Linked DNA regions of Homo sapiens: region 2 is linked to region 1. Evidence: chromatin contacts called from ENCODE Hi-C data. All regions are on one chromosome and are shown on one strand. The core of a region is the stretch at or near the end of the contact, and the rest is flanking DNA. Distances in the headings are between cores, read along the strand shown.

Region 1 (2,871 bases), core at 43-2,542:
GACCCAGGAGTCCAGGCCCCCAGCCCCTCCTCCCTCAGACCCAGGAGTCCAGGCCCCCAGCCCCTCCTCCCTCAGACCCAGGAGTCCAGACCCCCAGCCCCTCCTCCCTCAGACCCAGGAGTCCAGGCCCCCAGCCCCTCCTCCCTCAGACCCAGGAGTCCAGACCCCCCAGCCCCTCCTCCCTCAGACTCATGAGTCCAGACCCCCAGCCCCTCCTCCCTCAGACCCAGGAGTCCAGACCCCCAGCCCCTCCTCCCTCAGACCCAGGAGTCCAGGCCCCCAGCCCCTCCTCCCTCAGACCCAGGAGTCCAGACCCCCCAGCCCCTCCTCCCTCAGACTCATGAGTCCAGACCCCCAGCCCCTCCTCCCTCAGACCCAGGAGTCCAGACCCCCAGCCCCTCCTCCCTCAGACCCAGGAATCCAGGCCCCATCCCCTCCTCCCTCAGACCCAGGAGTCAAGACCCCCCAGCCCCTCCTCCCTCAGACCCAGGAGTCCAGACCTCCAGCCCTTCCTCCTCCCTCAGACCCAGGAGTCAAGATCCCCCCAGCCCCTCCTCCCTCAGACCCAGGAGTCCAGGCCCCCAGCCCCTCCTCCCTCAGACCCAGGAGTCCAGACCCCCAGCCCCTCCTCCCTCAGACCCAGGAGTCCAGGCCCCCATCCCCTCCTCCCTCAGACCCAGGAGTCCAGGCCCCCAGCCCCTCCTCCCTCAGACCCAGGAATCCAGGCCCCATCCCCTCCTCCCTCAGACCCAGGAGTCCAGACCCCCAGCCCCTCTTCCCTCAGACTCAGGGGTCCAGACCCCCAGCCCCTTCTTCCTCAGACCCAGGAGTCAAGACCCCCCAGCCCCTCCTCCCTCAGACCAGGAGTCCAGGCCCCCAGCCCCTCCTCCCTCAGACCCAGGAGTCAAGACCCCCCAGCCCCTCCTCCCTCAGACTCATGAGTCCAGACCCCCAGCCCCTCCTCCCTCAGACCCAGGAGTCCAGACCCCCAGCCCCTCCTCCCTCAGACCCAGGAGTCCAGGCCCCACCCCTGGCAAGCCCTGGCATAAGGCCCCTTTACCTGCACCGGGAGCTAAAGTGTCAGCCCCTCTCGGGGGCCATGGCAGGAGCCCAGGCAGAAGCGGAATCACCGCCCAGTCCCCAGGCAGAGAGGGTTTTGGCACAGGCCCCTCCCAGGCTTTCTTATCCCCCAAAAGTTTGCCTCTAGGAGTTAAAGGACTAGAAAGCAGTGGTGGAAAAGCTGAGGCCCCTCTGGGCGGAGTGTGGGGGCGGGAGGAGGCCAGGACTAAGTGTGCAGGGGGAACTGGCAGAGGGGGTGGGGCTGGACAGGGCGCGCCCCCAGCCTGGCCCCTCCCCTGCACAGCTTGGAATTTCCTGAAACTGGGGAAGTCTGGCTGTTTAGAAGAGTAATTTCTTCCAGATTGCAGCTGTATGGAGAGAGAGAGAGGGAGAGAGAGAGAGAGAAAGAGAGAAGAGAGGCAGGTCAGACAGTGAAAGCAGCAGGAGGATGAAGAGCATGGAGGGTGTCTGAGAGGGGCAGCTCTGGCTTTGCTGCGGCGTCCCCTAGATGAACCTCCCTGCCTGGAGCCACTCCGTCATAGAAAGCTCATATCTCATTCTAAGCACCAGTGTCTATTGATGACAAGAGAGTGAGGTTTGAGTGTTAGGGCAATTCCTTCAGGGCGGTGCGGGCAGGGAGAGAGAGCGGAGGGGGAGAGCAGAGTCCCAAGGCAGGATGCAGCTCAGTGGGAAGAAGGTGGGAAGCCCAGGTGGGAGTCTAGGTCTGTGGGAGGGAGGTGGAGGCCCAGGTGGGAGGCTGGGTCAGCGGGAGGGAGGTGGAGATGCAGGTTGGAGCCTGGGTCAGGGTCAGAGGGAGAGGGAGAGGGAAGCCCAGGTAGGAGGCAGCTCAGTGAGAGAAAGGGGAGGCCCAGGTGGGAGGCTAGGTCAGTGGTTTTACCCCTAGCTGGGGCTGGGGTTGTAGTGCTGGAGAGAAGACAGTCAATTTGCGATAACAGGAAGCAGCCTTGAGCTGGGTCTTAAGGATGAGTGAGAGTTGATGGAGCCCAGGAGAGGAGGATGGATATCGGAGCAGAATGGGGAAGCTGGGTGGGGCAGAGGGTTCTCAGACACCAGGTGGAGTTTGATTTGCCTGGAGAAGCCAGCTTGAAAGCCACTGGGAGCTTCAGTTTGCCCTGCAGGCGTGGGGGGACCGCGGAGGAATGGCAGGGAAAGATCCAGGTGTTAGAAAGTTCCCACTGGGGTCCCCGCAGGGGATGGAGTGAAGCAGGTCAGGACTCAGCACCCACAGCAAAATTTAAGGGGGGAGGGGGCAGTGGTCACCAGAAACTCAGTAATCAGAAAAACTATATATATATATATATATATGTTACAGACTTTTATTAAGTATTTTTTATTGATGTAAAATTCACATAACATAAAATTAACCATCTTTTTTTTTTCTTTTTTTTTAATTGAGACGGAGTTTTGTTCTTGTTGCCCAGGCTGGAGTGCAATGGCGCGATCTCCACTCACTGCAACCTCCACCTTCCAGGTTCAAGCGATTCTCCTGCCTCAGCCTGTTGAGTAGCCGGGATTACCGGTGCCTGCCACCACGCCCAGCTAATTTTGTATTTTTAGTAGAGACGGGGTTTCTCCACGTTGGTCAGGCTGGTCTCGAACTCCCGACCTCAGGTTATCCGCCTGCCTCGGCTTCCAAAGTGCTGGGATTATAGGTGTGAGCCACTGCATCGGGCCAGAATTAACCATCTTAAGGTGTACAGTTCAGTGACATTTAGTACATTCCCAATGGAACATACCTAATTGGTACACTGGTAATTGTGTAGCCATCCTTTCTATCAAGTTCCCAAACAT
Region 2 (3,013 bases), core at 235-2,734, 360 kb after region 1:
GCAAAACTATGTTGAATGGACACAAATGAGGCAGTGTGTAGGCTGTATCAGGAATTATAAGTAATCAAGAGATGATTTCATGTATACAGGAGGATGTGCATGGGTTATATCCAAATGCTGTGTCATTTTATGTAAGAGGCTTGAGCATCTGCAGATTTTGGTACCTGAGTGGAGATCCTGAAACCAATCACCCACGAATAGTAAAGGATGACCGTATATGACTTTTATTTCTCAATTTTAAATATAAATCATAAAAAATGTACAATAACTAGATAAAAAGTAAGAAGTGTTTTTATAGTGTGAGAATAAGTTTAGATTTATTTTTTCCTACGTGTAACCCTTTGGTTTAATATTATTTATTAAGAAGACATTCTATGCCACCTTAAACCACACGGCAGCCTTTGTCAACTCTAAAGGGACTGTGTGTACACGGATGTATTTTAGACACTGTTTCTGCTAAGGGGCTCTCTGTGTCCACACTCTTGAGGATGCTGCACTTCATGTAGCCTTATAAAACCCTTTAAATTTAGTAGCCAGAGCCCTCTAATTTGTTATTATAGGCTACTTGCTATTTTTTTTTCTTGAGGCGGAGTCTTGCTCTGTCGCCCAGGCGGGACTGTAGTGGAGCAATCTCAGCTCACTGCAACTTCCGCCTCCCAGGTTCAGGCGATTCTCGTGCCTCAGTCTCTTGAGTAGCTGGCGTTTCAGGTGCCTGCCACCAGGCATGGCTAATTTTTGAATTTTTAGCAGAGACGCGGTTTCACTGTGTTGGCCAGGCTGCTCTCAATCTCCTCATCTCAGTTGATCCGCCCACCTCGGCTTCCCGACCTGCTGGGGGAAACTTGATTTTCTATAGCATTATGTTACTGGATATTTCTGTAAAATTTAAAATGAGGGAGGCAGAGAGACAGAGAGAGAGCAAACTCCAGAGTTGGGACTCTGGAATCTTGAGTCATGAGACAAATTATAGATAAAACTACAAAAATCCAGAATTTACATGTGTGGTTTTTGCTGATAAAGTACAATTCTAAGATTGTAAATAATTGCATAATCCTTCCCTGGGAATTTAAATCATTTGAACTGGTTCTGCTGTAATACTAGAAATACAAGCATGAACAATTCTAATGGTTTATTAGTCACAATGACTCTGAAAACACTAATAATACCTATTAGATATTTTGCATATTACACAGGAAGAAGAGTTCGAATCTCAGATAAAAACAATAAAAATTCATGAAAAGTCTTTCATGTTAGCACAGATTTTAGGCATCTCATGTTTGGGAGGTTGGATCTAAGACATGTTTTGAGTTGGTCATAGTGAAGGACGCGAGGTGTCAATTCTAGTGAGAGCAATTTCCAGGAAGCCATGTTCTGCTCTTGAGCGAGCACCCACTGGGCCTCATGCAAGGTAGAAAAAGCCTGCGTACGTCACCCTCCCATGATGTGGTCAACATGTAAACTGCATGGGCAGGGCGCCAAATAACATCCTGTGCGCTGCTGAGCTGAGCTGGGGCGCGGCCGCCTGTCTGCACCGGCAGCACCATGTCGCTCATGGTCATCATCATGGCGTGTGTTGGTGAGTCCTGGAAGGGAATAGAGGGAGGGAGCGTGGGGATGGAGATCTGGGCCCAGAGGTGGAGATATGGGCCTGGAGGTGGAGTTATGGGCCTGGAGTGGAGATCTGGGCCTAGAGATGGAGTGATGAGCCTAGAAGTGGAGATCTGCGCCTGGAGTGGAGATCTGGGCCTGGAGTGAAGATCTGGGCCTGGAGTGGAGATATGGGCCTGGAGTGGGGATAGGAACCTGGAGTGGAGAGAGGAACCTGGAGGAGAGATAGGAACCTGGAGGGGAGGTAGGAGCCTAGGGTGGAGATATGGGACTGGAGTGGAGATATGGGACTGGAGTGGAGATATGGGCCTGGAGTGGAGTTATGGGCCTGGAGTGAAGTTATGGGCCTGGAGGTGGAGATACGGGCCTGGAGTGGAGATATGAGCCTGGAGTGGAGATATGGTCCTGGAGTGGAGATATGGGCCTGGAGTGGAGATATGGGTCTGCAGTGGAGTTATGGGCCTGGAGTGAAGTTATGGGCCTGGAGGTGGAGATATGGGCCTGGAGTGGAGATATGGGACTAGAGTGGAGATAGGGGCCTGGAGGTGGAGATCTGGGCCTGGAGTGGAGATCTGGGCCTGGAGTGGAGATCTGGGCCTGGAGTGGAGATATGGGCCTGGAGTGGAGATATGGGTCTGCAGTGGAGATATGGGCCTGGAGGTGGAGATATGGGCCTGGAGTGGAGTTATGGGCCTGGAGTGAAGTTATGGGCCTGGAGGTGGAGATATGGGCCTGGAGTGGAGATATGGGACTAGAGTGGAGATAGGGGCCTGGAGGTGGAGATCTGGGCCTGGAGTGGAGATATGGCCCTGGAGTGGAGATATGGGCCTGGAGTGGAGATATGAGCCTGGAGTGGAGATATGGCCCTGGAGTGGAGATATGGGCCTGGAGGTGGAGATATGGGCCTGGAGTGGAGTTATGGGCCTGGAGTGAAGTTATGGGCCTGGAGGTGGAGATATGGGCCTGGAGTGGAGATATGGGACTAGAGTGGAGATACGGGCCTGGAGGTGGAGATCTGGGCCTGGAGTGGAGATATGGCCCTGGAGTGGAGATATGGGCCTGGAGTGGAGATATGAGCCTGGAGTGGAGATATGGCCCTGGAGTGGAGATATGGGCCTGGAGTGGAGATATGAGCCTGGAGTGGAGATATGGCCCTGGAGTGGAGATATGGGCCTGGAGTGGAGATATGGGCCTGGAGTGGACATATGGGTCTGGAGTGGAGATACGGGCCTGGAGGTGGAGATATGGGCCTGGAGTGGAGATATGGGCCTGGAGGTGGTGATATGGGCCTGGAGTGTAGACATGGGCCGAGTGGAGATATGGGTCTGGAGTGGAGATATGGGCCTGGAGTGGAGATATGGGACTGGAGTGGAGATATAGGCATGGGGTGGAGACATGGGCCGGG

The links. Hi-C counts contacts between places; a loop is a spot of excess contacts on that map.
Region 2: a loop to region 1 is called in a map of natural killer cell, with 2.4 times the contacts of the local background. The contact joins the promoter of KIR2DS4 here to the promoter of CDC42EP5 in region 1. A Hi-C loop is called at or near these places in 1 of 168 maps with a recorded cell type or tissue (natural killer cell).

The regions. Positions count from the first base shown.
Region 1 is chr19:54,472,004-54,474,874 of GRCh38, forward strand. It overlaps CDC42EP5 (CDC42 effector protein 5), which reads right to left and starts at 1,293. Exons shown (of 3, transcript NM_145057.4): 1 at 1,061-1,293.
Region 2 is chr19:54,831,223-54,834,235 of GRCh38, forward strand. It overlaps KIR2DS4 (killer cell immunoglobulin like receptor, two Ig domains and short cytoplasmic tail 4 (gene/pseudogene)), which reads left to right and starts at 1,485. Exons shown (of 7, transcript NM_001281972.2): 1 at 1,485-1,576. The coding sequence starts at 1,543.